6 separate regions of the Mus musculus genome follow, and regions 2, 3, 4, 5 and 6 are each linked to region 1. The links are chromatin loops, found by intact Hi-C in ENCODE. Cell type or tissue: heart. All regions are shown on one strand. Links, peaks and the distances in the headings refer to the core of each region. The heading gives the core; the rest is flanking DNA. Region 1 holds the start of 2610300M13Rik (a long non-coding RNA gene). Region 2 has its middle 80 kb from the start of Tnip3. Region 3 has its middle 19 kb from the start of Gm36144. Region 4 overlaps Prdm5 (PR domain containing 5). Region 5 overlaps Prdm5 (PR domain containing 5). Region 6 overlaps Hpgds (hematopoietic prostaglandin D synthase).

Evidence for each region. Peaks named below come from ENCODE experiments on the same cell type or tissue, not always from the same donor. Only the 100,000 strongest peaks of a DNase experiment are listed, where the experiment ranks them.
Region 2: a loop joins it to region 1, with 5 times the contacts of the local background. A loop is called at or near these places in 14 of 42 quality-filtered maps.
Region 3: it touches region 1 in a loop (7-fold over the local background); 20 of 42 quality-filtered maps call a loop at or near these places.
Region 4: it touches region 1 in a loop (3-fold over the local background); 14 of 42 quality-filtered maps call a loop at or near these places.
Region 5: a loop joins it to region 1, with 6 times the contacts of the local background. A loop is called at or near these places in 14 of 42 quality-filtered maps.
Region 6: it touches region 1 in a loop (6-fold over the local background); 8 of 42 quality-filtered maps call a loop at or near these places.

The regions. Positions count from the first base shown.
Region 1 is chr6:66,464,369-66,469,911 of GRCm38, reverse strand. It overlaps 2610300M13Rik (a long non-coding RNA gene), which reads left to right and starts at 3,429. Exons shown (of 3, transcript XR_869151.1): 1 at 3,429-3,508; 2 at 4,147-4,401. In heart, for the core only: a CTCF peak has its summit at 2,950 (motif pointing right); no DNase peak of the experiment used is centred there.
Region 2 is chr6:65,507,849-65,513,391 of GRCm38, reverse strand. No RefSeq gene overlaps it. Among named protein-coding and RNA genes, the nearest start is that of Tnip3, 80 kb to the left of the region's middle. In heart, for the core only: a CTCF peak has its summit at 2,914 (motif pointing left); no DNase peak of the experiment used is centred there.
Region 3 is chr6:65,649,025-65,654,567 of GRCm38, reverse strand. No RefSeq gene overlaps it. Among named protein-coding and RNA genes, the nearest start is that of Gm36144, 19 kb to the left of the region's middle. In heart, for the core only: a CTCF peak has its summit at 2,997 (motif pointing left); no DNase peak of the experiment used is centred there.
Region 4 is chr6:65,872,062-65,877,604 of GRCm38, reverse strand. All of the region lies in intron 9 of Prdm5 (PR domain containing 5), which reads right to left. Among named protein-coding and RNA genes, the nearest start is that of 4930544G11Rik, 78 kb to the left of the region's middle. In heart, for the core only: no CTCF peak of the experiment used is centred there; no DNase peak of the experiment used is centred there.
Region 5 is chr6:65,861,901-65,867,443 of GRCm38, reverse strand. It overlaps Prdm5 (PR domain containing 5), which reads right to left. Exons shown (of 15, transcript NM_027547.2): 7 at 4,450-4,529. Among named protein-coding and RNA genes, the nearest start is that of Prdm5, 86 kb to the right of the region's middle. In heart, for the core only: a CTCF peak has its summit at 2,319 (motif pointing left); no DNase peak of the experiment used is centred there.
Region 6 is chr6:65,123,470-65,129,012 of GRCm38, reverse strand. It overlaps Hpgds (hematopoietic prostaglandin D synthase), which reads left to right. Exons shown (of 6, transcript NM_019455.4): 5 at 5,357-5,455. Among named protein-coding and RNA genes, the nearest start is that of Hpgds, 18 kb to the left of the region's middle. In heart, for the core only: a CTCF peak has its summit at 2,716 (motif pointing left); no DNase peak of the experiment used is centred there.

The sequences.
Region 1 (5,543 bases), core at 404-5,403:
ATTATGTTTTCCACCTGATATCTTTTTTAGCTAAGACACTGCAAAGTAATTCCTGGTCTTAGACTAATTTTTTATTATTTTAAATACAATATGCATTACTTTCATATAACAATTTTTTTGATTTGTTTTTATTTTATATATGTGAATACATGTAGCTGTCTTCAGACACACCAGAAGGGGACATCGGATTCCATTACAGATGGTTGTGAGCCACCATGTGGTTACTGGGAATTGAACTCAGGACCTCTGGAAGAGCAGTCAGTGCTCTTAACCGCTGAGCCATCTCTCCAGCCCCTCATATAACAATTTTTGTCTTATTTTCTGTCTGTTGTTTTCTAATTTACTCTGTTATCAGTATTGGTATCTCAAACATTTCATACTCACAATCCTAATTGAATTTTTGTGACCTGGTGTTGATACCCTTCTTGGGGCTGAAGATATGGCTAAGTGATTAAGAATGCTTATAGCTCTGTAATAGACTCACAATAATCCTTAGTCCATTTACAGGGCTGGACACTCTCTTCCAGCCTCTATGGGCATCATGTACACACATGATACACATGCATGCATGCATATAGAACAATCATACACACAAACTTAAAAAATGTCTTAAAATTGCTAAAACAAAACAAAATCTCTTGGATTTCCTTACATAGCCTAGTAAGACGACTTCACATTTTTTCTACTCGTATGAAACATTATATGTTCTGGGCTTCAGTCTAAAGATGTGCTTATGAAATTGTAGTTTAATACTGCCAGTGTTCACTATTGAGTAAGTATTCCCCAGATCCTGGCATGCAGTTATTTTAATTTTGTTCAAAAATATGTGCATTTTGAAAGAATTGTAAGAATTCTAAACTGATGTGAAAAAGCCCATATTTCAGAGTATCTCTGCATCTATCCCGTGCAGAGGATTTCACATGTATCGATTTCAAGACTGACTTCTGCTACAGGAAGCAATAGAGGTGACTCCCTCAAGCTTCTATTTTAAGTGGACTATCCTTGTGTTTATTAGAAATTACAACAAAGCTATTAATTCATATACACCATTTTGTTTTACTGATTGAGACTAATTTAAGCCATCAATTTACCAACACTAATGATAAGTTCATTGGCTGTCAAATGTCAGCATGAATGAGAAATTGCCATATTGGAAGATCAATGGTAAAGTGGAACTGTCCCAATGTTTTCGCAAATCTTAACTGCTTTGCTGGATAGAATGTAGCAGGATTCTTCTGTCTGTTTCTGTACTTACTCTGCTGTCGATCATACATCACACTGCTTTTTAGAGAACTCCATTATCGACTTGTGAAACCTGTTCTGGGTTAGCAAATACCGCAGGAGAGACCATCTGCGGGCAGGACTCTGGAGCTCACATAGGAAGCCATCACATAGCAAACCAGCTGTTAATTTTCTTGTGCTTCAATATGCCTTATAAAAGAAAACAAGCAATAGCATTTATATTTCAGACTGTTTTGAGGGTTAAGTGACTCAATACATGGTTTATAATTACAATGTATTTAGCGTTAGAAATTATCAGTTTTGTAGCTAGAACAATATAGTCTTTTCTATCTTATATATCATTGATTTTCAATGTTTTTTTCCCCAGATCCAAATTTCTATTTGCTTATTTTAAGTGGGGGAAATAAAAGAAACATCTTTGATAACAATTAACTTTCAGGTGATGTTAGTCATTTGACAATCATTTTGCTATGTAATTGCAATTCATAATTATATCTGAATTACCTATTAGGACTTAAAAAGGTACTTTATAAAATTAAAGTTAATCCCAAACTTAATTTTAGTTTTCCCAGGCTGTCTTTAAAGTTGATGTATAAATGAACATGACTTTGATCTTCTGACCTTCCTTCTCCCATCTCCCAAATTCTGGGATTACAGGCATTGCACACTCTGTCTGTGTAGAACTGGGGAAGGAACCCAGTGTTCATTCATGCTTGGCAAGTAGTCTACCATCTCAGCTACATCCTGGGCCCCACAAACATTTTAATGGCCTATTAAATTTTATCTGTACATATACATCAATCTTCCTTTACATTATGGACTGTAACATATTTGCCTTTATATATAGTTTTGGTGGGTTAGGAGAACACAGGAAAGTCTAAATTTAATTAAATAATCAATAACTGTGTATTGTGTACAGTCCAGGAGAACACATGCATTGAGCTAACAGCAAAATAAGCAGGTAACTAAGAATGTGAGGAGATATAAAGTTAATTTTCATGTTGTATTTTACAATTTGAATATTGTCACTCCATTACTTGCCAGCATTTCAAAGGTATTGTTACTATACTGTGCTATCTATAACTAATCAAGAAGTGACAGTAAACACACACAGCTCATAGAAGAGCTTCAGTTGACGTGTGTGCTGCTGCAGCTCTGATACTAAATAGTAAGACTGTCTAAATACATTATCAGAACTTTTGCCTACTTTTTCTCAGTTAAAAAGATATCCAGTTGTCTAAAACCTCTCAAAAATAACTTTCACGTTGTTATTCTCAGAATGAACATTTAGAAATGTTTGCAAAATGTATGATTATTTTTCGATCTAATGAACTTATTTTTTTCAAAACTGGCGATGGAACTCTGTACCTTGTGTGTACCAAGCAGCACAGTACCACTGAGATGCACTCTTCCTAAGCTAGAATATATGGAAATAGAACTTTCAGTTCATCTTTGTGTTCCTAGAACAGGGCAAATTCTGTTTGGTTCACCCAGAAACTGTGTTTCTACCAGGAAATGCTCATCAAAGACTTATAATTATGAATTTTAGATTCTTCAGTTGAAACAGAGAGTTGAGACTATTTTCCTGGATATATGCGGAAAAACAATAAGTGTTTTTTTTATAACGAAACATTGTAAGGACAAGGGCTAAGCTACTTTGGAAGTTGTGCTTATTCAACAATGGTAAGAAGGCTGTAGTTTTAATTTGTTTCAGTAGATGGCACTAGGGTCTCAAGTAAAAACTCAGTTTTAGGAAAAACAAAAAAAAAATGTCTTTACTATTTAAAACAAAGCAGATGTCATAAAAATCCATGGGACTATTATATGAATAATCACATACGTACAAACAAGTGGAAATTAAATATTCATCAGATATCTTGCTTCAGCTTTCTTAACCCTAAACAATTGTGGAAGATTAGATAGATTGAAGAGAGAAATAAACACAAACTTGAAGATTATAGTTCCGCAGAAAAGTCTCCAGGATGTTTTTAGTTACAGTTTCCTTGCAAGATTTATTTCTTTAAAATATTTTAAAGAATCACATTATTTTCTCCTTTTCTAGTTGTACTCACTAGCTGTTCACAACTTGGACACGGAAGAAAGCCTAGAAGATCTCTACCTAGAATTCACAAAACAAAGCAAGCACATACACGTTGTTTGAAAAGATTCCCTCCTTAGAAGCCTTGGCTCTTTTTGTGAACATTGTTAGGATCTACTCAGTGGAGAGAGCTGTAGTTTTATTCCTTCTGATATCTGAGACCAACAAGTAAGTGTTCACCCTGGAAGTCTCTCATTTTCTTTGACTGTTTCTTATTTTTTATACAAAGACTCACCATGTAGCCCAGGCTAGCCTAGAACATAAGATCTCTTCTGTCTCTTTCCTTAGTGTTGGGACTCCTTGATTTAAAACAATTACCCTTTATTTCTATCTCTTCTTATAGAAAACTGGGTATCTTGGATGTAGTGTTTGCAACTCTTTATTACAATCACTCTTTATCTTTTCCTAGGCTCAATGATTATTACCAGCTGGTTAAAATACAGTGTTTGTAAAACAAACCAGTATTTCCTTGTATACTTTAAAAGTATGATTATATTATATAAACATATTACAACTATTCTCATTTTCTTTAACCAGATAGAAGTTAATGATTAGAGAAATCCACATCTCTACTTAAAAAGTTTTAAAATACTATGAGAGGATATTGATGTAGAGAAAATTTTCATGGAAAATGTATGACATAATAATTACACAGTAATAAAAATATAGGAGCATAAAGACAAAAGAAGTACTGAGATTTTAATTCTGTGATTACACAATTGTGTTTTTACAAGGAGCTAAAACTGTTTGGCTTCAATAGTGTAACTTCCCAAAAGTCACTTTGTTGTGATGTCCCCAAATTCCAGAGCTTTCTCTTTGCCCTCACCCAATCCGACTCACTGGCTCATCTTTGGCTTTTGTGTGGTGTCTTCACTGAGTAAAGCCACGACAGAGGAATGGAACCACAGTCTCCTCCTGAGTCCACATCGTCCCCAGTGCAAACACGTGTTGCAAAGGATTTCAGTTTTACTATTGCAGTCAGTAGAGAAACCAACTGGGGATAAGTTTGAAGGACGTGCTGCTGATCTTAGATGCCTTCTTGAAGTCAACCACATAAGCAGGTAAGTTTTTATGCTCCTTTCGAGTAACTAAGTTTTTCTTTCTTTTTTCTTTTTTTCCATTTTACTTTGTTTTGAAGGGACACAGGGTTATGAGTCAGCGCTTTTAAGAGTCAGGAAGGAACCAATAGAAAAAGAGGATTCCCTGCTCTCTGCCTGTTTGATGGGACTTTATTACTGGAGTTTGCCACATGGCAGCAGTTACCTTAAGGTGGAATTTGGAGATGGCAGTGGAGAGCAGGGAGAAGCAGCACAGAGCATTGAAACGCCATAGAACCCGCACAGATGCAGGCTGGGATGCTTTTACAAAACATTGTTTCTGACGGAAAGTTCGACTTTGCCCCCTCCCCCTTAAATTACAGCAACAGATACAGGGAAGATTATTGTAAGATTATTATTGAAAAGGTTTGCCTGTTCTGTCAGTGTCCCTGAGTGTTAGTGTGGCTTTAATCCCTTACTAGCTATGTGGTAGTGTGAATGAATTTCTTTTTACCTTTTTTATTTTAAAAATAAAAACAAATAAATTACTTCATTACAGAGACACTACCTTCAAAAAATAACAGCATCCACAACAGCCCCTTATTGTCTAGAGTTTGCAACATTCACACTGAAATCTCGGGCAGTGAATACAACTTTGGCCCATTCAAAGGGATTTCTGGTGTGAGGCACATCACATCAAACAGGGCAGCTTTATCGTCCACCATGTTCTTCGTTGCCATGAACTCTGAGAGAACAGAATTTGTTCACAGGGTGAAACACATGTTTATGGTGTGAATAAACTTCTCAGATTCAAATCTGTGTGACATTGGTAGACACAGGAATTCTGAGGCCAAATGGGATGTTTGTGGCCCGTATTTGCATATCAATGCCCAGACACCCTTTTAGGAATACTGCTGCTTCCTGACAATGCTGCTGTCTGAAGTCTGGGGAAAGAAAACCCATAAAAGTTTGGACTCTTACAGGGAAGGTGCGCAGATATCTTGTATTTGGACCTCCTCCTGGCCGAAGAAGAAGGCCCAAGACAGGACCTTTCTCAGACACTGTGTTGCTTTGGCGAGCTTGCCAGCAGAGAGTGCTCTGAGCACTGAAACTCAGAGGAGAGAATCTGTCTCCCAGGTCTGCTGATAGACGGTAACAGAATCACC
Region 2 (5,543 bases), core at 176-5,175, 960 kb after region 1:
GAGGTCGAATATACATCAGCTGGAAGCTGATGACCTGAAAGTCCTGAGGTCAGGGTGGAGGTTACCATCCAGGAAGAGAAGGCTACAAAGTGAACTCTGTTTTGCTCCAGTGTTAAAAGAAAAGGAAAAGTCAGCAAACAAATAAACAAATAAAAGTCTAGAATGAAGCATGTACTTAGCTGTGGGGGGCAAACAAGACTGGTGCCCCTGAAATCATATAAAAAGGAGGAAGGAAGATCTGTGTAAATACTCCATCTCTGTAAATACTCTAGACATGTAAGGGACATGAAAATTGCCCTCTAATTTCAAAGGTGTGAACCTCATCTGGGATCTCAATAAAAGTAGTGTTGTTGGAGATCTAAGGTGAAGGCCACAGTGGATAGAGCTAGGAGAGAAAAACAATTTAGGCATCTGTATTAGTCAGGGTTCTAGAGAGTCACAGAACTTATGGGTAGTCTCTATATAGTAAAGGAATTTATTGATGGCTTACAGTCTGCAGTCCAATTTCCAACAATGGTCGGTAGCAGCTGTGAATGGAAGTCCAAGGATCTAGCAGTTGCTCAGTCCCTCACAGCAAGCCACCACACCTTTAATCCCAGATGACCTTGAACTTGGAGACCACCCTGTCTTAATCTTCTGGAATCTATAGCCACTATGCCTCAAGATCTCCATACCAAGGTCCAGATCAGAAACTTCTATCTCCCAGCCTCCAGATAAGAGTCACTGGTGAGCCTTCCAATTCTGGATTGTAGTTCCTTCCAGATATAGTCAAGTTGACAACCAGAAATAGCCACTTCAGCATCAATATCAGGATTAATATTATTCTGGTATTTTGCTGGTCAGGAAACCTTTGACTGAAGGCCTCATGTACTCACGCAAAGCCCCAAGTCTAGTAGAAGCCAGCACGTCAGCTCACTGAACCACAGGTGAGTCATGACTGTATTGGAAGATGGAAGAAAGCACAACAGAAGGGTTAAATAGACAGACGATGAACAACAGGAACACGGATTATCTTAAGAAAGGCGGTCCCTCATTCTTGTATGATGTGTCTTCTTGTCATTAGACTTCCTCTCGGTCTCCCATAGGAGACACTCAGATGAAGTTAAGGAAAAATGTTTTCTTTGTCTTTAATCCATAGTATTGATATCCACAGGCCACTCTTCAAATAGTATGTTTGTATTTCTCCAGACAAAACCAGGTATGACCATTGATTTTCAGAGCTGTGACTTCAGAGGAGAGTGGTAACCACAGCCAGTTATGTTACTTCCACCCTTCAATGAGCAGGGATGCTTGGGAAGCTGAAGAGGTGGCTCAGCTCCATGTCTCTACTCCCAGCTCCCAACACCCAACACCCAACACCCAACTCCCAACTCCCAACTCCCAGCTACAGCTCAGACTTTAAGGAATGCAGAGATGTTTGAAGCCTTTTCAGGTGCACACAGCCTACACATACATAAGATAAAAATAAAATCTAAAAACCAAAATTGCCTCTGAGAAAGGGCCACTCTGAATCAGGAGCCATGAGGGAATTCACACTAAAAGATTTTTCTGCTGTTTCTTGAGGAACAAAGAAAGTGTGAGATAGAGAAAAGAGCTTCATAATTAAAATTTAGCATGATTAATTAATAAATAATTAATCATAAATAATTAATTGGGTTAGAAGATGAATATGCATGGCTTAGTATTTTTTAAAAATGCAGGGATATATATATATATACATATATATATATATATATATATATATATATATATATATATATATATATATTGGTAAAGAACAGAATAAGAGGAAGGCTTTTTAACCACAGGAAGCAGGGGAAAAACATGTTATATGGATTGACTTTTTTTTTATCACTTACTTTTAAATCCAATTTTATAGAAAAAAAAGTTGAGAGTTTATAAGCGGAATGAATGAAGTGGTCCACGTAGAAGTCAAAGCTATGGATTGTGTTTTCTATCTGGCAATGGTATTTCTAAGCACATTTAGTTTTATGCTTGCTATGTCCAGTGAGTTCTGTTTGGAAAGGCACATACTGTATGTCCAGTGTAGGGCACAAATAAAAACCCCAAAATAGATACCAGACCTGAGGAAATACAGCTTCTCTCAGAGTACGTCTGGCTTTTTAAACCAGTGAGGCTTATTTTATTTTGTTTTTTATATTGTCAACACTATTTAAGTTAGGCTTTGGCTGTCCCACTCATATTAACAAGATCTTGATCTAATTTCATGTTGATATATATTATAAATGAAATTAAGCCAAGGGTGTGAATTATGTTTGGATGAAGGGAATATGATGCTTTAGAGTAGGTATTAACTACTCTAAATTTATTGACTTGATATTAATATTTATATGTTCAGACGATAGTGCTAATTGTGTTGTGACTTCCTAATATCCCCGAATATCAGAATGGACACATAGCAACGCTCAGAGGCCAGAGCATTCTACAGATGCCGAGGATAAGGTACGTAATGCCTTGCTGGCAAGATGGACCACACGATAAGGACAGTAGGAAATTAGGGGACAGCGTTGACTTTCTAAAACTTTACCTTCTTTCTCCTGAAAGGTGATTTTAAAGAATACATTTAGCATCTGGCCCATCTCCTCTCTTCTTTACGCCAGTAGTCTAATGGAATTGGCAAGTGAAATACTTTAGTAGAAATATAAATTCTGATCTGGTGTAAATGTGCTAGCATTAGTGAGAAATCACTCATCTATGAGAGTTACAAGATAACTATGACAGTAACAGTTTGCAATAAGCACACAGGTCTGGTTTTGAGAGAGAAAATGAAGATGAAGTGGCTTCATTCCAGGTTGTTGAACTGGAGTTCGGATCCTAGAATCTATCAGTGACAGAGACTTGTGCACACCACAGAATCTATCCTGATTCCCAACTGCTGTTTGGTGCCACCTAGTGGCTACGGTCTGCAACACCTTAACACTACACAGCTTCTGGTTATGGGAACCCCCATCTTACTGTCTTGAAGAAGGGGTGCTTCTGCTGAAAACTTCCTCTTCACTTATCATCTGCTTCATCAATGTTACCTCTCATTTTCAAGACAAGAGAAAGCTTTTGTTGTTGCTGTTGTTTTAACTTTGTAAGACATGTTTGTTTTTTGTTTTTTCTCAAGACAAAGGGGTTTTGTTTTGTCTTGTCTTGTCTTGTCTTGTCTTGTCTTGTCTTGTCTTGTCTTGTCTTGTCTTGTCTTGTCTTGTCTTGTCTCTTCTGTACTGTCAGGAAGACCATAGGAACTGTTTTCCAATCGCTTTATGTCAGAACTCAATTGTCTTAGACGTATTCTTCCTGGCTATTTCTCTATGTATCCAGCTTTAATATGGTGTTTAGAGAATGGACTCACAGACAGAACCATGAATTTCAAGAGGTATGCTGTGTCCTTGAGCATGGGTGCCTATTTCTGCAATTCCTTTCCATGTCTCCCTTTGTATAAAATAATTGGCTTAATTCTGCATCTCCCACCTAGAGAGACACAATGCCATACTGTCTTGATTTACAACTTTTTTTTATTATTGTTTTCTTTTTAATGTCCTCGGTTCTTTCTGGTGGAAGATAACTTTAACTGTTACATTTATTTTTTTTTGAAGTACTATGGGATTTTTCAGGCAGAAAATTATAGAGAAAATAAAAATTGCCACAGTATCACTACCTCTCAAATAAAATCAAATTGGTTTTTACAGGACCACAGAATGTGTTTCAAAAATTCAAATAGTACTTACATGAAAATCATGAAAATAAACTCATCTTCTTCCCTGAAATTATTACTAGTACATATCATTAAATTTCCTTTTTAGTCTGTCAACTTTATGACATGCTAAAATAGAAACATTTTGCATCTTGCTTTGGGGGGTTTAATGATATATTTTAGAATTCATTCCATAACAATACCTACAAGCATTCATTTGCCTCATTAAAAGTGTTAGAGAATCACTCAACTTGCCTATAACAGTTTAAACTCAAGGAAGGATTTTGTAATGGAAGACTGTGCAAAATCAGCTTAGCTTGCTGTTGCAAAATGAGAATTCTGTGACTGAGTAGAATGCACATTTTCATAGTCTGGAGGCTGGCGGTAGGAGGGGAGATGCAGGAAGCCCTTCTTGCTCTCTGGGAGGTTGACTTCTTGCTGTGTGAAGAGAAAGGAGGTCTCTCCTTGCCAGGACACTAAGAGGTCATAAAGGTTTATCATGATTTATTAAGAGTTCGACATGACTTTAGTTGGAGAATCACTGTATGAATTCTCAGGGGGGTCAAAACCCTTCCATCCACAGCAAAGTAGTTTTTTTTGGAAATGAGTCTAAGGATTCAGAAAGAAGTGCTATGGAAGCACAGTGGCTAATCTCCAAAATGGTTCCATAGAGCCCACTTCCTGGCATCCGTACTCTCAGCAACCTCCAACTATCTTCTTTTGAAATAAATGGATCACCATAGACACTAATGAGCAAAGGCAACAACTGAATTTAAGTCGTGCTTCAATCTGAGACCCAATGACCTGAGAAGACAGTAGGTTGACACCTGCTTTGGGAAACCTCGTTCCAATGGGATGGGGAACAAAGGCTTCATCTTCCCTCTACTCTCAAGCAATCAGCCATATTCTCAGATGTGTGATGTCTGTGTCTCTCTTTTTCCTACATATTGAATTCTTCCCTATTCTCTGGATTTCTGGACTCAAGCACTTCTTGGGATACTGAGCCCATTGTCTACTGGAATCAACTACATACTTCTCCAGAGTCCTCCATGCTGAAGAGTTAACTCACAACAAGCCATTAACAATGCATATGTGCTATGCTAGTAGTAACATATGCATGTTTATACCTTTTTACAATACAGAATATAAAAGTCCCCTCACAACATCAAATATAAAAGTGCTTTATCCATCCTCCCTCTCCATCAAAATTGGGTGATAGAAGACCATTCCATCCAACTTTAGTAGCACAAGTCTATAGTCCCCACACTTGGGAGTTCAAGGTCATACTTGACTCTGTAAGGTGTTAAAAGATATTCTGGGGCAATAAAGTGTGGATGCTTCAGTCCTTTTTAGAACAAGGAACAAAATACTCATGGGAGGAAATATAGAGACAAAGTGCAGAGCAGAGACTGAAGGAAAGGCCATAAAGAGACTGCCCCACCTGTGGATCTATCCCATATACAGTTATACTATTGTGGATGCCAGGAAGTACTTGCTGACAGGAGTCTGATATAGCTGTTTCCTGAGAGGCTCTGCCAGAGCCTGACAAATACAAAGGTGGATGCTTTCAGCCAACTATTGGACTGAGCACAGGGTCCCCAGTGGAGAAGTTAGAGAAAGGACTGAAGGAGCTGAAGGGGTTTGTAACTCCATAGGAAGAATAAGAATATCACCAAACCAAACCTCCTCAGAGCTCCCAGGGACTAAACCACCAACCAAGGAGTACACATGGAGGGACCCATGGCTCCAACATATGTAGCAAAGGATGGCCTTATTGGTCATCAATGGGAGGAGAGGCTTTTGGTTCTGTGAAGACCCTATGCCCCAGTGTAGGGGAATGCCA
Region 3 (5,543 bases), core at 299-5,298, 820 kb after region 1:
AAGGTGGTTGTGAGAATATATGTAAAGACCCAAGGGTGCCAAAGTCCATTGTAAGTTGAGGAAAGTCAAGCTAAAGGCACAGGAATATTGAGCTGAAAATGGCTGAAGGTAATGGGTAGTGGTCATAGTATGCTCACTCTTAAGAACCATCTGAAGGTATTTGGACTTGGTCCTTCAAATCATGAGAGTAATTCATCTGTTCAAAAAAGGAATAATTAGATTAGTATTTATCAAGCTCTTGTTTCCTTCAGTGTGGAAAATGGATTATCAGAAAACAAAACATTTGCAAATGTTACTCCATTTTTTTTTCTGTTGTTGTGATTGACACCATGACCAAAAGCAACTTGGGAAGAAAAGGAGTCATGTGGTTACATATCCATCATGTCACAGTCCACCATCAAAGAAGTCAGGGTAGGACTACAGGAAGGAACCTGGAGACAGGAACTGATGCAGAAGCATGAAAAGTGCTGTTAATTGGCCTTCTCCTCATGGATTGCTCATTATGCTTCTTTATATAGCCCAACACCACCTCCAGTTGGCTGGCCGTCATGCTATGTTTAATTTTAAAAATTCCCAGAGATAGCTCAGAGTCCAATCTGATGGAAGTCATTCTTCAACTGAGTTTCCCTCTTCCTAGGTGACTCTAGTTTGTGTCAAGTTGAAAATGAACCAACTGAGTAGAACCAATAAGTGACCTGAAAGATAACTCAAAGCAGTCAAAAGATAAAGACTAGACCATTTGTTCCTGATTAGAAATTGACTTGACCCTTATCAAGAAGGTGAGATCTAGCCAATTAAGGTGATGTGTCACTGAAAGGCCAGCATTTAGTAGGATGAAGATTTCAGGCCAGTATTGGCTACATGGTACATACCAAGAATTTGGTATTCTGTGATTCAAGACCTTATCTCAGATATTCAGATCTATGATAAATAGATGGATGCATGAATGAATAGAAAGATGATAGATGATACATGGTGTGATGTGATGTGATGTGATATGATATGATATAATATGCTATGATATATGGGTGGATAGATGGATGGATGGACAGACAGATACGATGTGATGTGGGGTGATGTGATAAATGGACGGATGGGAAGATAAAGAGAGAGAGAGAGAGAAAGAAAGAAAAAAGATAGATAGATAGATAGATAGATAGATAGATAGATAGATAGATATGATAAATAGACAAGACAAAGAAACAAAAGGAGAAAGACTAACAAGCAGACAGAAAGAGAAAAAGAGAGAGAGAGATTAAAAAGGGAAACCAAAAAGAGGAAAGATTAGGGAAGATTTATCTTAAATATGTGAAAAAGCTGGAAGATATTTTGTAGTAGAAGAAAAATATCAGTGAAAAGAAAATATCAAAAAAAAAAGTATTTTGGGTATGATGAGTAGGTATTTCAGTGCAGCATTATATATGTAGTACATCTCAGAATATAAGTTGGAGCTGTATAGAAGAAAGCCATGAGTCTCAGACCTAGGGGCTTGGATTTGTTTTAAAATACAATAAAAAGTCCGAGATTTTCTTCCCCATATTTGAAAGTTAGAATTTTGAGAATTTAGAAAGATATGGTAGCATACTAAAAATAAAGACATAGAAATGTTGAGTGTTTTTCTAAAGCTATAAATAATTGTATAGAAATGGTCAATAAATGGTGAAGTAGCTGGATGGGTGAGAAAGTGAGTGTTGTACTCTGTCTGCTGTGGCAGAGGGCTACATGCTTCATGTTCTTGGTGCTGGGGACTCTCACCCAGGGCCTGCTGTCTGCATTTACAGCAACGTGTTCTTGGGAGACCAACATCCAACCTAGAACATGAATTTATAGGCTTTCAAAACCACAGAGTGGAAAAAAAAAAAACAGATTGGATAGAGAAATTTACTGAGTGTCCACTACTTTGGTTTTTGTATATAAAACAAATCAAAATCTGATGTTCAAAATTCCATTTCGAAAAGTGATTTAAAGGGAAACTAGAGAATTTCTGTTAGTTTTTAAGATTCTTAAATTATTGGGTAAATTATTTTGACTGTAAATGTAAAGGAGACTATATCTCAAAACTTTAAAAATTAATATTTTCTTCAAATATAAGAGCTTTTAAAAATGTTAAAAATTCAATGGGATCAGAGGCCCTTGGTCCTATGAAGGCTCGAAGTCCCAATGTAGGGGAATGCCAGGACAGGGAAGTGGGAATGGGTGTGTTGGTGAGCAGGAGGAGGGGAGATAGGATAGGGGGTTTTGGAGGGGAAACTAGGAAAGGGGATAACATTTGAGATATAAATAAAGAAAATATCTAATAAAATGTTAAAAATTGTAAGTATTTCAATTTAATTTACTGCAAAGCATGTTAAATTTTAGTAAGGAGAGATTTTCATATTTAGGACAGAAACTTCAAATAAGAACAAAATGTGCTCTCCAACTTTGCTATGTGCTATTTGCATTAAGTAAAGTAAGTGGTTTAAGTAAACTTGTGTGTGCTGGGTAAGAGTGTGTGAATTAATGCACAGGGGTAGTTTGTGCAAATTTGACAGACATGTGGGACAGACACTAGAACTTGCTCTTTGTGGGCATGTTTCCAGTTTTGAGGGCTTCCTCAACTTTTTGGTTGGTACTTTGTATTTTTATATATTTACATGTCTGTGAGGTTTTAATTACTGGTTTATTAAGGAAGTCTTCCAAAATTCTAGTTTTAAGGCAAATTTTTAAGCAAAATATTTTTACTTGTTATTATTAAGCCTAAGAAAGAGAATAGTGCCCAGGAGGACTGAGCATTGGACCATCTTAGTTGAAGTCTTCACGGCGGTGCAGTTCTGAATATCAGCTGTCAGATGGCATGCATTCAAAGTGCTAATGTTGCTTATATTAAAAAAAAAAAAATACCAGGGAAAGAGAAGGAAATCACCCTTTAGATTTTATGCCCTAACAACAGGGAAAGTTGGAAATAGGTTTTCTAGTCTCATTCGTTTGAGACAATAGTTCCACCTAGTGGACATTTGACTTAGAAACAAACCTTTGAATCCAAATGTTAGTTTTCTCTTTGATGGGATCAATATTAAAGGAAAATAATAATAGATATATTATTAACAAGGTAGAAGTCAAAGTTATTAACAGAAAAACAAAAAATTCAGATATTTAGGAATAAGCTGATACTTAGTATAGGTCTGTCTAATTTGTGACTAAAACGAGCCAAAGCCACACAAAAGGCCCAGTGGGACTGTGGCCAGAAACAAACCAACTTGTTTAAAATGTGTCTTGTTTAAAAACTTCATGACAAGATTACTTTTTCATGACTCACTTGGACAGTGTTTATTATTACTGTGTGGACACTAAAGTGTGCTTTAGCAGAGTGGTCAAGTAAGCCTCTTTATCCTGAAACTTAACCTGGTCCAAAGTGAACTATGGAGAAGAAGAAGAAGAAGGAGGAGGAGGAGGAGGAGGAGGAGAAGGAGGAGGAGGAGGAGGAGAAGGAGGAGGAGGAGGATGGGGGGAGGGGGGGAGGAAGAGGAGGAGGAGAAGGAGGAGGAGGAGGAGAAGAAAAAAAAAAGCACTTCACCTCAGATGATCACTGTTCAAACGTTTAAATAAAACACCAACCATGCCAATGATTCCAAACTACTAGCCCAGTTAAAGATTTATATTGGTTCTGTTGAATGTTGTCTGTCTCTAACCATTCTAAAAGTAGACTAAAACCCCGTAGTGTAACTAGAATGCTGGGAGATAGAACCCTGCAGTGACAGGTCTTTTCCCCTGTTTTATTCCACTGTCGGTGTACTTAAAACCTAAACTCTTTATGAATGGTTCTATGAAGCAGACACAGAATTAATTCTATTCTGAAAGATCAAATGGTTAGATTATTATTTACTTCTATTTTGTTTCAAAACCAAAATGACTATACCAGACAAATATTAAAATCTACAGCCTGAGTTCTCATGGCAAGATCTGAAAGACAAATGATGTTTCTTGACTACATTGCTGGACAAAGACAACTCAAGCCATAGCCTACAACCTGACCAGAAGGGACACCCCAGTTTAAGGGGAAAGTTACTGCATCTGTTTTTATATCTTGAGACCAATTCTAGCCTGGGTTTAGGCTTATGAGCTACTGTTTCTCTTAAGGATTCCTATATTTTCAGGCTAACAACAACAACAAATGCAAGCTTACATTCCTAAAAAGTGATATGGTCCTTGAATGTCTTTTCTGTAAGCTTCAAGAGTTAAGGCTGGGGGCTGGAGAGATGGCTCAGCGGTTAAGAGCACTGACTGCTCTTCTGAACAGTCCTGAGTTCAAATCCCAGCAACCACATGGTGGCTCACAACCATCCGTAATGAGATTTGATGCCTTCTTCTGGAGTGTTTGAAGACAGTGTACTTACATATAATAAATAAATAAATCTAAAAAAAAAAAAGAGTTAAGCCTGGTCCTGTCACCGAGATGGACAAGATGTAGCTAGATGAATGTCTTTGTCACTAGTCAGTACCTTTCCACATATGAGCTGCAAGGAAACTGCCATGAATACTCCTGAATCCTGAAAACAGCTCATTGAGTGATTCTGGTAGAAGAGGACTTTGAAAACGAAATGCTACAGATTAGTAAATTGGAAGGTGACGTGGGATCCATGTAAGCAAATAAAATAAAATCCCCAGGAACCAGTAGAATGAGGCAAAGAACAAAATCCAGATGTGACAATGGAGTGAAGAAAACAAGTTGGTTCATAGGAAAAGCTAGTGGTTTAAGTAAGTGGTTTGAGAAATACTACTTACTACTAATGCTGATGGATAGAAATTGCTCTTTTACAGACCAAAGAGGGTACTGGGGATCAAATGCCAGGGCCTCACACAGACTAGTGAAGTATTTTACCATGAAGCTTATCCTGCCCCTAATACCAGCTCCCCCTCCCCCCCATTGTCTCATTTATTGGAAATTTTTACTGAACTATTCTGAAGAACAGAAGTTGTTTTGAGACAAGGTCTCACTGTGTACCTTTGGCGAACCTGGAACTCACAGGCCTCCTGCCTCAGCTCCCAAATGCTGGAATTAATTGTAGGTATGAGCCAGCATGTCCAATGTACTGGATAGTATTATATCAAGTTGACACAAGCTAGCAACATCTCAAAGGAGGAAACCTCAATTAAGAAAAGTCCTTTATTAGATCCAGCTGCTGAACATTTTCTTAATTAGTGATTGATGGAGCTTGGCCCATTGTGTGTGGTACCATCCCTGGGCTAGTGGTACTGGGCTCTGTATGAAAGCAGGCTGAGCCAGCCATGAGGAAAAGGTCAGTAAGTAAGCAGCACTCCGTCATGACCTCTGCATCAGCTCCTGCTTCGAGGCTCTTGCCCTGTTTGAGTTCCTGCTCCGACTTCCTTCAGTGATAAACAGTGATGTGTAAGCAAAAGCCAGATACATCCTTTCCTTTCTCACTTGGTTTGTGTCATGGAATTGCATCACAACAATAGTAACTCTAACTAGGACACCCAGCTGGGACTTGATTTAATCTTAATTTTTTATTATTATAGGCCAGGTCTTCTGTTGTGGCAAACAA
Region 4 (5,543 bases), core at 179-5,178, 590 kb after region 1:
AAATCCAGGTCTTGCGCACCGGCTTGCATCTATAGTGTGAGCTAGGAAAGAAGCAATCATGGCCTGCAGACCAGTGGCATGGCAAGTCAAGGGAGAACAAGCTTGGGTATGACACATGAGGTTCAAGTCCCTTTTAAAGACACCATAATTAGTAAAACAATTGAAGCCTGGAGTACAGTATACTGAATGAATATTATAAGGTATCAGTGCTGCGTATGGCATTAATATCTAATTAATGACAAATTCAAAGAATTTGTCTTTAATCTCTTACCCATGAGACTGTCCCACGAAAAGAAAATATGTATTATTCAGTGTTAGCTAGAGAAGGAAGAGGAAGGCAAGATAGCATACTGTGTCCAGGAACATAAACTTTCTGGGTGGCATTTCGGCACACTCCTGAGACTGCAAATGTGCACACCCCTGGTCTGACAGACTTCCTTTACAAAATGCATATGAAAGGTTTAAGAACGAAATGAAGACAAAAGAAAACTCATGAATAATTATAGAAAAGATAGAAAATGGGTTAATTAAAGCATACTAGACATTATAATTACATTTACATTCATTTGTTTACTTTATTTAACAAGGAAAGTCTTTTATAAGTTTTAGAGTGTCACACTGTGTATAGAAAACCATTTTGCCATATACATTTACTCACACACAACAGAATCTGGCAAGCTAGTCTAAAAACAATCTGCTGAGGAGAGGCTCCATAGGAAAGTGGGAGAACTGGACAGCATGTTTGCTTTCTTGGCTCTTTCTTTGTTATTTGAACTTTACTCAGTGAATAGACTTTTATTATACTACAAGAGCTACTTTGTTTAAGACCTTACAAATTTGACCAGATAATTTCTTTAGTTTTCCAAAAAGCCTATATTCAATCATTTATAATTTTTTTCAGTATCTCAGACAAAAATAATCCCAGATTGGCTTGTAGTAGAAGGACATAGCCAGGCAGGTAAATACCTTTACCATCTCTATTGTTACAAACACCAGCAGTGAGTCCTGTGCTGACTTGACAGGAAGACGCCAAGTCACACAAGAAATGAGGGTTAAGTGCTCACATCTTGTAGATAGAAGGCTTGTGTTCATGATACTCTTTCCAAGTATCAGATGGAAGCTTCTAAAAAGGCATTATGCCATTAAAATTTTTACTGATTTAATAATTGATCCTTGAGCTACATGATATTCTTTCTCCAGGTGCCAAGGCACTGATGTCATCAACATCTGCTAATGTAATAGATGAAGTTGTCCTGAATAAACAGCATGAATTATCTTTTTAGACACATTTTTATGGACCAAGTCCAATCTTTCATTACAGATGTAGAAAAGACGTGCTATACTATCTACACTATCCATTTAGAATTCTCAAAAATTCCTCAGGTGGGTGGGACTATATCCAGTAAAATACAAAATTTGTATAAGTCTAGCCACATAGATCAAAGATTAATTTAATTGTAACAGAATAAAATTTTCATCAAGGCAATTTACAGCTAAAATTTATAACTTTGACTTTCAATAGTCTGTATTGCCTCTTAATAACAGTACTTACTGCAGATGGTATTTTACCTTTGGGACATATACCATACAAGAACATTAAATCTATATCATACTTTTGCCTTCCAAAGTTCAGGGACCACTGCAGAAGCAGTGGAAAGACTGTAAGAGCCAGAGGCAGTAGACAATGACGACAAGGAAATTGTTTTCCAGATGTAGCAGCAGAGCTGCACATCTGGAATCACGGTTATGAAAGTTTGTATAAGATCTGCACAAGTTCAAGCCAGACAAAAATCACAGCATGGAGAGAGGAGGTAACCATGAAGCCCCACCTAGCTAAGGCGTTACTGGTAGGTGATAGCAGGAGGACAGTGTGTGACCCCTGGTAAGTCACCAGCACTCCAGTGGAAGGCCATGCATCCAAGAACCTATAGGGAGTAATAAATCATACTTGATGGTTTACAGAAAGTGAAAGGACACAAAGTTGAGTGTAGGGAAGAGTGGGAGTGGATTTAGGATATTCTGGGTAAGGGGGAAAATATGATAAAAGTACATTATAGGAAATTCTCAAGGACAAAGAAAAAATAAAAATAAGAAAAATATTAAAACTAATTAAAGATAGAATGAGTGTAGAGGAACAGAAAAAAGAAGAAAGGAAGAGTCTGCTACACATACCCTAGTCTCTCATAAGGGCATGCTAACCTTGTGAGCTATATGAGAAACCTGAAACTGTAATAGTATGTTTTAACTACCTAGATGTCTACAAGGTCTGTTGACTAAACTTGAACAGCCAGGCCTACTGGCTTCTTTAAAGGGCTTCTTCCTCCTTCTCCTCTTCTTCCTCTCCCTCCTCCTCCTTAGGAAATACACTGAAACTAGAGTTATGCCTACAAGTTCACAGTTGACTCCACTCAGAAAAGAGTAGGCCATACAGGAGGCACCCATCCAGAATGTCATAGAATTGAGCAGCCAAGCTAAGACACTCACCTGCTCATCTTTAGTTTTCTATACACAAACTCTTTACAGACTGGGGCCAAGGGTATGTCAAGGATTTTACATAAAGAATAAGATAGATTTTAACTCTGCCAACAAGATCTATTTGGGTTATAAAGATTGCAGACCTTCACCTACAGTAACTAACTATTTTTTAGAAAAATATATACTATATATTATAATTAGTTGGCAAGAACCCAGAAGGTTATCAGCTAGGAAAAGACTTGGAGACTCTGTGTGTGTGTGTGTGTGTGTGTGTGTGTGTGTGTGTGTGTGTGTGTGGTTTTATTCTTGGGAGTGGGGAGGGTAAATACAACCTATGCTGTATTACCAAACATTCACGAATGATTTCAGGATCTATTCTCATTTCTACTAAAGATGAAAAAGTGACAAGGAAAGTTTAAAGTTTTACAACAAAAGAAACCACGTCCTTCTCTCCTTTTTTCCCCACTATTTCTCTCTTGTGGTTGTGGAAAGGTTAGGTCACAAACTTAGTCACACAAATGAGAAAAGATGAGGAAGAGTTTCTCAATTAAAGTCCAAGAATAAAAGGGCATCACTGACTTCCCAGTGTGCTGTGATCCAAATAGTCATCAGAGTAAGGAAAAAGTTCAGAAAGATTGGAACATTATTCTAAATTAAATAAGCCATGGAAAAGAATTACTGTGCAGAATATAAAAATATCAAACTCATAAAGCAGAGAGAACATGGTGGTTGACAGGAGTGTGGCTGGAAGAAACGGCAATAAAGGAAGGAAAGTGGGGTGATGGTGATAAAAAGATGCACAGTTCCGATACCAATGAGTAAATCCTGGAAACAGACAGTAAGCTGCCTGCAATACTGAACTGTATATACTTAAAATTGATAAAAGAATAGATTTGTAACTTTTAATTCTCTTTCATAAAAATTAATTCTTTGCATTTAACATGAGAGAATACTTTGGCATATGGAAAGGGCGATTTATTAACATACCATCATCTCATGTATATTGTCCTTTTTGTCTTGTAGTGAGAATATATAAAAGCATAAAAGTATATCCTACATATTCTTGCTACATGAGATAGAAATAGAAAACCATGTTAGGAGATCGATATGTTATGTCAGGTGACAGATATGTTGATTAGATTAACTGTGGTGATTGTTTCTGTGTTTGCGGAATTAAAAGATCACAATATACATTGATAGCATGTACAAATTTTGGCACATATGCCGCCATCATGAAGATAGTTAATTGAAAAGCAGGCTGCACATTGTTATTTCTCCACCCACTGAAGAACAGCAAGCCCCAGCTGATGATCAGCGCCTGCTGGACACTATTATTTAGAATACTGCCTGGCACTCACAATGGACACTATTATTTAAAATTCTAGCTGGCACTCATAACTGTGAGCATCAAACTGCAATCGCTATCATCCTGGGAACTAGAGATGGTTTTATACAAATGGAGGCGCATGACTACCCTGGGCAGGCCTGAAGAAAAGCTGCCTGGCTCGAAAGACAGGCAGCTGTGGTATATTTACTGAGTGGCTGTCTTTCAGCTCCTGCTTAACAGTTTAAAGACTTTTGCTGCTCATGGTTAAATTAACTCCTTTTGCCCTGGTTTTATAAATGGATTTATAATCTTTTAGAGGTATGCTTTCCTTTGATGCCTAACAAATGTTTAACACAACAAAGTTTGAACTACAGTGTCTTTCAAATGGTTGGACCATGACCCAAGACATATTTCTTATATAAAAACCAATCAGAGACCATCAAGAAGACCCAGCAGATAAAGGCAGGCATTACCATTCCTGACAGCCTAGAAGCAATCTCTGGAACACACTTGATAGATGGAAAAGACCAACCACAACAAAGCTGTCCCCTGAACTCTATGTGCATGCCATGGCATGGACACTCCAATGCAAGTAGGTAAATAAATAAATGTTATAAACAGTAAAATAAAATGAACAGATTACACGCACAAGTCTATATTTCATTAAATCTCTCTTAAACTTAAGCTTCTATTCATGTCCCTGTAAATAGGATTAAAAGCTAAGAAACTGCACATTGCTCAGAGTTTGGCTACAAATGAATAAAACATGACTGTAAGAGTCCAACAGAATTGTTCCAAAAGTTGTGACTAGATTGTCAGTAGATTCTACAGTTCCATCCCTGGAAAATTACACAAAATATTTTTAATGAGCAGACACACATTTGACATCAAGAAGCTCGCAATGACTTCTTTGGGGGCTTTACCAGCCACTGTGGACTTATTTCTGCCATCAGGCAGACAGACATCCATCTCTCAGAGAAGGATCACCATAGACTTTCACCAAAGTTGTGTGCTGCAGTAAGTTTGACAGGGAACAAAGGGAGAAAGATGATTCATTCACAATTCCTGTCTCCTGTGTGCCTGACCAATTATGATTCAAATAACCCAAATCTAACTGGACCCAGAAAGCTGACTCTTATTTTAGTCTGACCTTATAATACAAGTCTGAATCAAATAAAAGGAGTACAGGGGGACGAGGAAATGAAAGCCTAATGGTGACTGGACCCACAGAACTGATGATGAACCTGATAACAGTGCAATCCTACAGCACCAAGTCCATCCGGAATCAGATAAGTGGGCAAATGAACAAATGCAAAGAGCCAAAGAAATATCTCATTTATTTAAAGGAGCACTTGGATTTGCTAACAATGGAGACCAGACTGACCCTGAAGCATTTTCTGACTTTCCTGGCACACCATTAGTCTGTAGTTTCCTAACTGACTGTTAATGAGTAATTATGGACCAACAGGTTGACTTAGTTTTTCATATCATTCTTGAATATTTTAGGCATTTTCACATAACCACACTACCACACGTAGGACCACAATGCAGAAACACATGTGTGGGGGGCAGAAGGACAGAGCATGCTTTCCACTTTGGAAATCCCAGCCATCACCGTTTCTGTCCTCCTGAAGACATCATTATTACTTTCATATGATTTATGGCTGAAAAGGATGAGGGATAGAGCAAAGATCCTCTGCCAAATTCCCATATGGAGTATAACACAAGCCAAACTGTGAAA
Region 5 (5,543 bases), core at 136-5,135, 600 kb after region 1:
AAGAAGAGACCAGCATCATTGAGGTGACATCTTCTGGGAAGTGTTTTCTGAAAGCACAAAGAGGCTGTGTTCCAGAGATGGCCAAGGTTGTACTCCTGCTGCAGCGGGACTTGGTAATATGTAAGGGTCACCCAGGTGGTACTGGTTTTGAAGGCATGAAGGGGTCACGCAAAGCAGCTGAGGCTCGGCACTGTGAGAGGCCATGGAAGGCCATTGGTGAAGGTGCAGCCTCAGTTGCAATTGAAGGCCCAGGACTGAAGGGGTCATGCAGTGTTTTGGAGATGCCAGTACCATGAGATGACCACGAAGAGTAGCAGCAGCAGTGGAGTACAGGCATCTGGAGCCTAGAGGATGATGCGTGTGCTACAAAGGGCATGGCTGGAGAAGTGACCCAAGCCCTTGGAGGAGCCCAGAAGATCTTGAGTTGGATCCCAGACATTGGACGGTTGGAGATTGACTTTTGCTTTTGCTTGTGACTGTGCCCTGATATTTTCCCTCTTGAAGGAAGAAACTGTTTTAGTGGAGCCCACAGTTAAGAGACTTTTAATTGTAAAAAGACTTTGGATTTTAAAAGAGATGGATATTTTAAAGAGATTGAAAATTTAAGAATATGTAAAGTCTGTGGGACTTTTAAAGTTATTTAGATCTTGGGGATGAATAAGATTGTAATGGTTGAGGCTTACTAGTGATGTTTTTGTGTGTCAAGTTGACAAGGGGTCAATTGTACTGGCTAGTTTTGTGTCAACTTGACACAGCTGGAGTTATCACAGAGAAAGGATCTTCAGTTGAGGAAATGCCTCCATGAGATCCAACTGTAAGGCATTTTCTCAATTAGTGATCAAGGGGGAAAGGCCCCTTGTGGGTGGAACCATCTCTGGGCTGGGTTCTATAAGAGAGCAGGCTGAGCAAGACAGGTGAGGCAAGCCAGTACAGAACATCCCTCCATGGCCTCTGCATCAGCTCCTGCTTCCTGCCCTGCTTGAGTTCCAGTCCTGACTTCCTTTGGTGATGAACAGCAGTATGGAAGTATAAGCCAAATAAACTCTTTCCTCCCCAACTTGCTTCTTGGTCATGATGTTTGTGCAGGAATAGAAACCCTGACTAAGACACCAGCCAATTAGCAAGGGCATCAAACTATTGGACTAAGATGCAAAACTAGTTCTGTTGAAGGAACAATAATTAACCTTAGGCAAGCAAATTCTTCTTCTTAGAGCCAAGACTTTCTCTGTTACTGAAAAATAACTAGATGCCACAGAGGGAAAGATCAGCATGACTGATACAGTGCATGAGTGGAGGATGAGGTTTTCTTGGGATCCAAGTGGCCACGGCAAGAAGAGTGAAAAGACAGAGAAAAGCTGGAGGCAGCAAGGCCAACAGATCCCAGGCCTGCCGGCTGGCCTGACTCCATGCCATGCCATGCTAGAGCAAAGCTTGAAAGCCCTCCTCTAAAGACTTTACTCTTTAGTGAGTCAGAACTCACTGCGAGAACCTGGAAAGGCATAAAGCAGACAGTCCCTGACAGACATCAAGCCTCTGGAGTGTATCAATGCAGAGATTCAGCAACGTCCACTTCTGAACAGGATGAGTTTCAGTGTGGAGACTGGGGAGCTACGAGTGGGAGAACTACGAACACAAGTCCCAGGCGGCATTTAGGAAGGCCATGCAGCCCCTCCCCATCAAACAGCTATGGGGGCTTCAGCCACTAAGCACGGGACATGAAACGTGTATTTAAAGCTAATAAGTGCAGATTTACAGTCTTAAATACTGCATGTAAAAATATGCAATATATAATTTTATAACGATGACAAGCTAGTGCAAATGACAAATATTTGGTGTAATATAGAAATGAAGACTTTATTTGTAATATCCAAATTTTATTGGTATAGAAAATGTTAAAAATTGATCTATGGACAAAATAATTGTTAAAATATTAAAAGATACTCTTATTTATTCAGTATTTTTGAAACATGAGACATTTTTTAGGTTGAATTAATGAAATAAGTCATTTACAGCACACAAAAGCTTTTTAGAATTAACTCTCTTATAGAGGAAACAGGGTCATGGATATTTTTAAAACTTTTAACAAAACTTAACTGACAAATGACAGGCATTATTTAATCATGCCTAGTGTTAAGAAAACATGTTTTGTTAAATTTACAATTTTCCATGCTTGTTTTCAGGTGATAATTTACTACTTTAAGTCTGAAATGAAACAACTTTAGATAAAAATCATAAGATACTTTGTTACAACATAAAGTAGTATACTGTAATATAAAAGACTATACACACTATGCTGTAATTTAGTATTGTCATAAAGCACCATCTGCTGTCAAGATGAAATACTGCAACTAAACTCTACTAGACGTTAGAGCGGACCAACTAAAATGATTGACAGTTGGAGTTACGATACTTTCCTTTGTATTGAGAACGACTTTGAAGGGTTGCTCTAGAATGCAAGTCTATTTGCACTACGAATTTTTTAACATTCTGCAAATGTTCACAACATGAAAGAGCAACTGTTCCTTCTGCATTCCACCAACAGTTACACCTTTTTTTTTACTACCAAATTAATTTTGTTTAATGGAGAAGGTATCTATATTAGTAAATAAATGGAAAATAAGGCATTATTCAGAAAAAGACTCCATGACTAAGTTTGCTAAAATACTCTGTTCAAATATCTTAAACATCATAATCTAAGATTAAATAGATCCAGGAAATAACCATTCAATAGGCATTCCAATTAGGGTGTTTAGAATTACAAACTTCAAAAGACTTAATATTTTTGCCTCAAACTAAGTCTACTCTCCAAGTCCTAGCATTTATAAGGAAGAAAAAAAGGGGGCTACAGGACCTTGAGATACTCAGTGGGTAACACATGTTCTGTGCAAGTGGGAAGTTCTAAGTTCAATTTCCCAGAACCCACATAACAGTTTGTCTGCAACCCCTAAGTTCCTATGACAGCACAAAAGGCAGAGAAAGGAGATGACTCAGGAGCTCATGAGTCAGTCTTGTGTATGCATCAGAGAACAAGAGTCTCTCTCAGACCAACAATGGAGACTGTCTTCTGGTCTCCACATCTGTGCTCGGCACTCACATGAATACGCATGTACACACACATATATACACAATTTAAGGGTTGGAGCTAGAAGGTAAGTGTCTAGACTGGCGTTCTGCAATTTCAGCACACATGCACAAGTCTGAACATTACTGGGCAGAATATCCTGGCCCCTGTCCAAGAAGGACACCCAAATCTGAGACGCATAGTACATCTTCAATAGGCCCCATAAAGTCACCAGCTGGAAACTACAAAAACTAAGAGAATAAGCAGAGAATTCTAATCAATTTAATATCCTTGTTCAGAGAGGAGAAATCCAGCCCAATGTTAAATGGGGAACTACTGAAAGCAAAGGAACAGCCTTTATTTGCAAATTGTTATTTCTCCCAAAGATAATAAAAATCGCTCTATATCCAGGAGACAGCTTCACACATGTCAGTAGCTATTTCATGTGTCATAATTTAAATCCATAAACTTGGGACTAATACATAAAAGGTGGTATCAGCTTTAAGTCCTGCCAAATTACTATGTAATAAATCTACATGCATACAAATACGTAAAAAGCATTTTACAAATCACAAGAAAAATAAAATTTTTACACTCATCGGCAATATCTCTTCTAGATAACAAGTTACTGAAAGTTTTTTCATGTTCTCAGATATACTAAATATCTAGCATGTAAAATTGGGAAATTTTGTGCACTCTATTACAACACAAACAAAATCCAAATTTTATTTTGATTCCACTGTATTCTCTATCAACTATTTACTAATTGCTAGACTTGATGCTTAATTTTCACATTAGACTTACATACAAAGATAACAGTAATTTTCATACTTACCACAAAGTGTTAAATACATTTTCTATGATTATGATCATTTATTTCTCCAATGACACAGGGATACACAAAGCTATCGATATGCACTTTCCTGTCAAGAGTAGAATAAGCTAAGAGGAGCCCTGAGACATCCCAGTGCCAATCGGTCTCATTGTTATCAACTCAGCTCTAGTCTTTTAAAAATCATCTTCTAGCTCTCATTCTGTACCAAACTGAACCACAAATGTACTCATGTTAATAAAAAAGGCAAGCTCTCCGCACAAAAATGTCTGTTTTCATATCACTGATGTATGTTTCCTGAGCAAACACCAACTGAAAAAAATCTTGAAAATGTGGTGGGTGCTCTGTGGGACTCAGCTAGACATGACACCTGGCATTAAAGAATCTGTTAGCTAATGATGAAACAACACAACTCAAACTACTCTTAGCTCACTCTTCTGTACTGTGGAACATGTCGTCCCCACTAGCTAAGCCCTGTCTTGGTATAACATCCACCAAGTGACTGCGGCAGATGGTGACAGAAGGCCTTCCAGCCAACAGACAGGCTCTCACCCACCTTCCTGTGCTCCTGCAGGCTTGACACTGAGGTACATTTTCTATTGCACACCGAGCATATGAGTTTTCTCTTAGGATCACCTAGGACAGGGATGAAAGACCATCACAAATTAACTGAGGTTGACCCAGGATCCCTTCCACACCATTTCATGGTAGTAATTGAGAATTCTACGAGGTTATATTCAAGTCTTTCTTTTCAAACTTGAGAGTTCCCAGCTCATCAGTTTCCACATATATCAAATAAACTTTTCTCTATTCCATCTGTTAAAATAGTCTCTAGAGAGAAAGTTTCCACAAAAAGTCAGAACAAAATTTAAGTAAATCAAATGTTCTTTTTATAGGGAAAAGAATGACCATGTTAACTCATAACTTGATTACCCTATTTCCTTGACCTTTCATCAAGTGATTTCTTGCTATCGTTAGTCAGACTATTCCTCCAGAACTAAATTCCTGTAGAATTTGAGCCCATACCTTACTAAATAACTGTTAATGCATAGTATAATGTAAAATCATAAAATCAACCACAATAATGTATTATACTGGCAACCTACACTGTTAGAAAACCCAACCAGAACTAAAATTCATCTTCTTTTACAGTAACAATAGAAACTCATATCATATTTCAAACTTCACAGTAATTAGACACTCAAAATAATTTCAAAATGTGATGCCATAACTGCATTATCTGTACCAGCACAAATTTCCTCAAAATGATATTTTATAATTAAAAAATATTTGAAAGCTCCTAAAGTAAATATTAACATAATGTAGCACCCTGTGCCCATCACTTCCCCCAAACTAGGTGAAACCCATGCCCATCCTTGCTCTAACCTCAACAACAAGGAAACCCTGACAAGCAGAAGTAATACTGCAGTGTTGTGTGATCATGATGCAGAGCTATGTTTATAAAAGGGAAACAAACATTTAGGAGAAGAAAGGTAGGAATTTTCATTCTGGTTTTCAAGATCCTAAGATAGTCACAGCAAGAGCAGGTACATTTAATTGTTTAAAGCACTCTACCGACTACACAGCCATGAAAATATGTTTGGTGGTGACACTAGGGATTCAAAAGAGAAACATCTTCACACAACAAAA
Region 6 (5,543 bases), core at 253-5,252, 1.3 Mb after region 1:
GACCTCTGTATTAGAATTCATCCACCTCACACAGGGAGTAGTCGAGGATGAGGTCCTGATCCTGGAACTTGAAGTGCCCTTGGAACAACTTCTTCTGAAGCAGGAGTAGGAACCAGTAGCCGTCATTAGGTCACATGTCAGCAAAGGGAATCTGATCAAGCGGGAACCACTAAGGGCACACTTCTTCACTCTCTGCACGCCCTGTGTACATGTTCCGTAGAGAAGATATGGATGTTCAGCAGGCTAAGGGAACCCACAAACTCAAACGAGATGTGGTCCAGCTGAGCAGTGCATCCACGGTCAGACCGCTTTCTTCCTAAGGCTCTCAGCCCCATCCTCAGTGGACTCTCCCTTCCTGTGCTTCCCCTGAAGCCACTCCAGCAGTCAGCTCCTCTTCTTCCTGCCAAGGAGAACTTGCTGAGGCTGCAGCATCAGCACCAGGTTGGTGGAGATGCCTGGGTCCTTTGCGTACCACCCACACAGTTTCCTGCGGGAAGAGCTGTGGGGTATTTTCTTAATTATCGATTGATGTTGTGTGTGGGTCTATCCCTGGGTAAGTGGTCCTGGGTTCTCTAGGAAAGCAGACTAGAAAAACATAGGACCTAATAAGCAGCTCTCCTCCACGACTTCAGCTTCTGCTTCCGTTCCTGCTACCAGACTCCTGCCTTGAGTTCCTATCCTGAATGGCCTCAGTGATAGAGTATAATCTGAGAGCTATAAACTGAAATTAACCCTTTTTCTCTGTTTCTTTTGGCATAGTGCTTATCACAGCACTAGAAACCCTAAGACCATTGGTAAGGACACCTATATTGCAAGCAGTGTTCCACTAGCATTTGAAGACACAGCAGGCTCTCAGCTGTTGGCAAGTTTGGCTAATCTAATTATTTTCCTTAAAGTTCTAAATGTTTAGAATGGTGAGTTTTGTTGCCTATATATGAATATACCTTTAACCCCAGTACTCTGGAGGCAGAAACAAGAAGATCTCTTCCTACACTCGATCTTAGCCAAAAGGCTGAGAAGCGATAGCAGATCTCTTTCTATGTAGACCTGGAACTCTACTCCAGGTCTACATAGAAAGCTCTGGGCTAACCAAGACTATGTAGCGAGAGCCTATCTTACAAAACAAGCAAACAAATTTTACACACACACATAAACACATATGTATATATACAAGTATATGAAAGAAATGGTGTTTTGGTGCCATCTTGTTTTCTTTCTTGTGTGTGAGTGCACATATGTGTGCGCATGCATGTGTAGGCCTGAGATTGACGTCCAATTGCTTCCTCACTCCTTCCCCTGCTTACTGATTGAGACAGAGACACTCGCTGAATCTGGACCTCACCAATTCAGCTAGACTGACAGACCACCAAAGCACACACCCCCTTCCATTCCTGCTTCTCAGTGCTGGGGCTACAGCTGTGTGATAGAGAGCCTGGCTTATCTGTGGGCATTAGAGATCCAAGCTTAGGTCAGCATAGTTGAGCAGCAGAAATCTTATAAAGTGAGCCATCCTTCTAGTCTGGCACCATCCTGTATGGGTCCATTCAGCCTGACACTTTGGAAAGTTTAAATATCCTTGAAAGCTTTTAAAGTGACTTCACTATATCCTGTATTCTCTTTGTCACCCAGTACCCCTGGAGCTGGGAGGCTGAGATCTTTTCCACCTCCCATTATTTGCTTTGTTTTGGGTTTTTTTTTTTTTTTTTTTTGGCTTAGTTTGTGCTTTCAGAGGACGTCCTCAACTTGACTCGTGGATGATTGAGTTCTAAATTTTCACCTTTTAATTATCACCTGCATTGTGATACTGTTTACATGATTAAGATCTTCTGATTGGAGATATTTGCACAAATAATTTATATAAATAAGGTATCTTAGGGATGTGTGCATGGACAGACACAGAGAGAGAGAGAGAGAGAGAGAGAGAGAGAGAGAGAGACAGAGACAGAGAGAGTCAGAGAGAGAGAGAGAGAGAACACTCACCGGGACAAAGTCTTGAAAAGCTCAGCTTTGATGACAGAAGGGTAAAAAGACTTTTTGACATAATATATTTTGGCTCTGCCCAAAATATATATAATGGGCTTGAACCCTATTGCCTTCTTACCAGTGCAATTCCCTATCAAAGTTGAAACTCGGAGTGTGAAGTGTAGACCAAAGGGGGCGCTCCTTTGATGCATGTTGGGAGCACCCAGTGATAGAGTATAGCCATGTGACAAGGTGGAAAGAGTTCAGTAAACCTCAGCCAGTACAATTAGACATTATAGAGTTAAGTGTTAGTTTGCTCTTATATTTGTCAGGTGTGACATCTATTTTACATGTCTATATAAGCACACAAATACATCATGTTCCCAGTTATAGAAAGAAAATATATAAAGATTTGTGTCCATGATATCAAAGAGCCCACTGCAAGGCAGTCTGCCTCCTTCTTGGCTGGTCTCTCATTTTCTACTTTTCTATGGCTGAGGACCCCTGACAGAGGACACATCCCAGAGGAGACTATCTCTGGCCATTGCTCATAAAATTTATACTCCAGCATTGTGCATAACACGGTGGTCACTGCTATTACATGTCTAAAACCAGGTTTAGAAAGCATAGAAATTCAGGTTCAGGAACAAATTATACAAAAGATCCTATTTCAGAGGCATTGCTAATAGCTCCGACTACATCATCAATGAAGTGTGTTTTGCTCTCTCCCTGCAGCAGGGTCAGTTGCTGCCACCTTGTGGTCAGGCAGCATTTTCAAAATCAAAATATTGCAGTAAGATAGTAATACCAACTTATTCTTCTTAGTGAGAGAGGGTTTTGCTATTTAGCCCAGGCTAGGCTTGCAGCTCCCCAGACCCTGTCTCCCAAGTGTAGGGATTACAGATGTGGAGTTGCATCACACAAGTCTCACTGAAAAAAATTGTCATTATTGTGCTTGAAGAAAAGCATGAAATACAGTAATTGCTGTTATTTCTGTATTTGTTGCTAAAATTCCATTTCCAATTTTAAAGGATTAGATGAAAGAATATGTCTGTGAACACTGGTCACCAGAATTTCCCTTGAATTTATTATGAGTGCTTATTCTTTGGCTACCCAGTGTGCCCATGTGGGTTTTGTCATCTGAAGAGCAGTGTGCAGGTGGGAGGACTAGCAGGGGAGCCGTAATTCTGAAGTTGCAGTTTCAACAGTGAAAGAGAATAACAGTGAGGATTTGGAAACTGTGAGAAACAGACAACGTTCTATATCCTTCTCAGGGGCAAAACCCAGCTCACAATGTTCCTGAAGAGGAGCGCAGAAATGTCAGACACCAGCAAGTCAAAGAGTGGCCACCTAGATTTAACAAGAAACAGACATAGGGAGATAGATAGATAGATAGATAGAGAGAGAGAGAGAGAGAGAGAGAGAGAGAGAGAGAGAGATATTTCAATTAGTTCAGTGACAAAGTATTTTTGGAATGCCTAAAGCCTCTCCAGTACTTCAAATACACACACACACACACACACACACACACACACACACACACACACACCCCTAAAGGCAAAAGATTTAACAATTACATTTCTTCCTATTACTTAAAAATGGACCTTAAGAAATGATTGTTCTGTATGTAGTAATTTAAATATTATTAGTTGGAAATAATTTGACAAATTGTAAAGAAAATTTGAGCTAAAGGAGTGATCAATAATGTGAGCATTGTAAGTTTTTATTTGCACTTGACAATGTGGACATGACCATTAGAAAGTACATATGGCCTTTGCAAAACTTTCGAGCAACCACATCCTGCACCCCACTGGCTCCAGCTGTCCAGGAGATACAGGCTAGCCTTGACTAATATTCATATCGAACTCGAACTAATCCAGGGATATGAGGTCACAGGGTGTACCACCATGTCGGCAAGCACACAATTCTCAGTAAGAAAGAGGGTTGAGTTAATGACTTGGTTCTCAGAGACAAAATAAAACATAGTTATGTAATAAAGGCACCCATCTGTTTTATGGGTGTCCTGCATTTGTCTTCCTTTCTCCGGATATTGTTTCTTCACAGTACCTTACATAGATTATCAGAAAGGAGTGGTTGGTGGGTCCTGTAGATAATATGCAAGGCAGACAAAGCTCATGCTAAGGCACAGTGGCTGTCAAGGAGGAGACAGCCTTAGGTTCCATGGGTGTTCTTTGCTGTGAAGAGACACCATTGCCAACTCTTATAAAGGGAAACATTTCACTGGGGCTGGCTTACAGTTGCAGAGGTTTAGTCCATTATTGTCCTGATAGAAAATATGGCAGTATGCAGGCAGGTAAGGTGTTGGAGAAGGAGCTGAGAGTGCTACATCTTGATCCAAAGGTAGCAGAAGACTGTGTCACTGGACATAGCTTGAGCATATAAGACCTCAAAGCTTGTCCCCACAGTGACACACCTCCTGCAACAAGGTTACACATCCTAATAGTGCTATTTGCTATGGGTTAAGCATTCAATCACATGAGTCTATGGGGCCATACCTATTCAAACCACCACAGGTATCATGATTCATTATGGCCTAGTATGCCCATCAGGTGTAGTAATGAGGAAGAAACCCAAACTGGAGCACCCAGACTCACAGGCTGCTGTGCATCTATTTCCTTCAGTTGAGCTACATAATTATAAGGGCCTTATGTTAAAAGGGGATTTCAGACATCTAAAAACATAATAACTTTTCATTACAATAAACTAAGAGTTTGAAAATATCATAGGTGTTTCTCATAAACTAAAATCAGATTTACCATGACTTGCCTATATGCCTCTCAAGTATTTACATCAGCACAGCGCAGACACTTCCATGCACATTGAGGTTTATGATGGCTGTGTCCACAGAAGACAAGTGATAGAGCCTACCTGTCTAAAATATAGAAATGGATGCAGAAAATATGATGTATATGTGTATATATATACATATATAATACATGAGTATAAAATGTTTGTATGGGAATATCCTGTGTGATGTCATTCACCATGAAAATACATATTGAAACTAATGGCAAAAATACTTTAAAATGAGTAATAGGGTTGGTTAGATGGTTAAGCTGGTAAAAGATACTTGCTTCTAAACCTGAGTAGCAAGGGTTTGATTCTTTCTAATCCTGAGTAGCAAGGGTGCAAGGACAGAACTGACTCCTGAAAGTTGCCTTCTGGTTTCCACCAGGCTCGGTGGCACATGTGTGCACATGTGTGCACACCAAACACACAAAATAAATGTAATTTTAAAACTTGAGTAATCTATGATTGAGTCATGTCATAACTATGACGAAACAAACGCATAGCCACTCTCAGATCTCCTCACTCACTGTTCAAATTGCTCTTATGTTTCTCACTATTCACAAGGATGTCTGCTGTCTCCTAGGAGCGGATGTTCAATGAATTGCTCACACATCAAGCACCTCGCCTTCTGAAAGATTTGGACACATACTTAGGAGACAAAGAGTGGTTTATAGGCAATTATGTGAGTATGTTTTGTGTTTTAAAATGCCAGCAATTCTATTTAGGTAAGTCAATAAACTAAATACTTACTGAGTGAAAACGTTATTCCA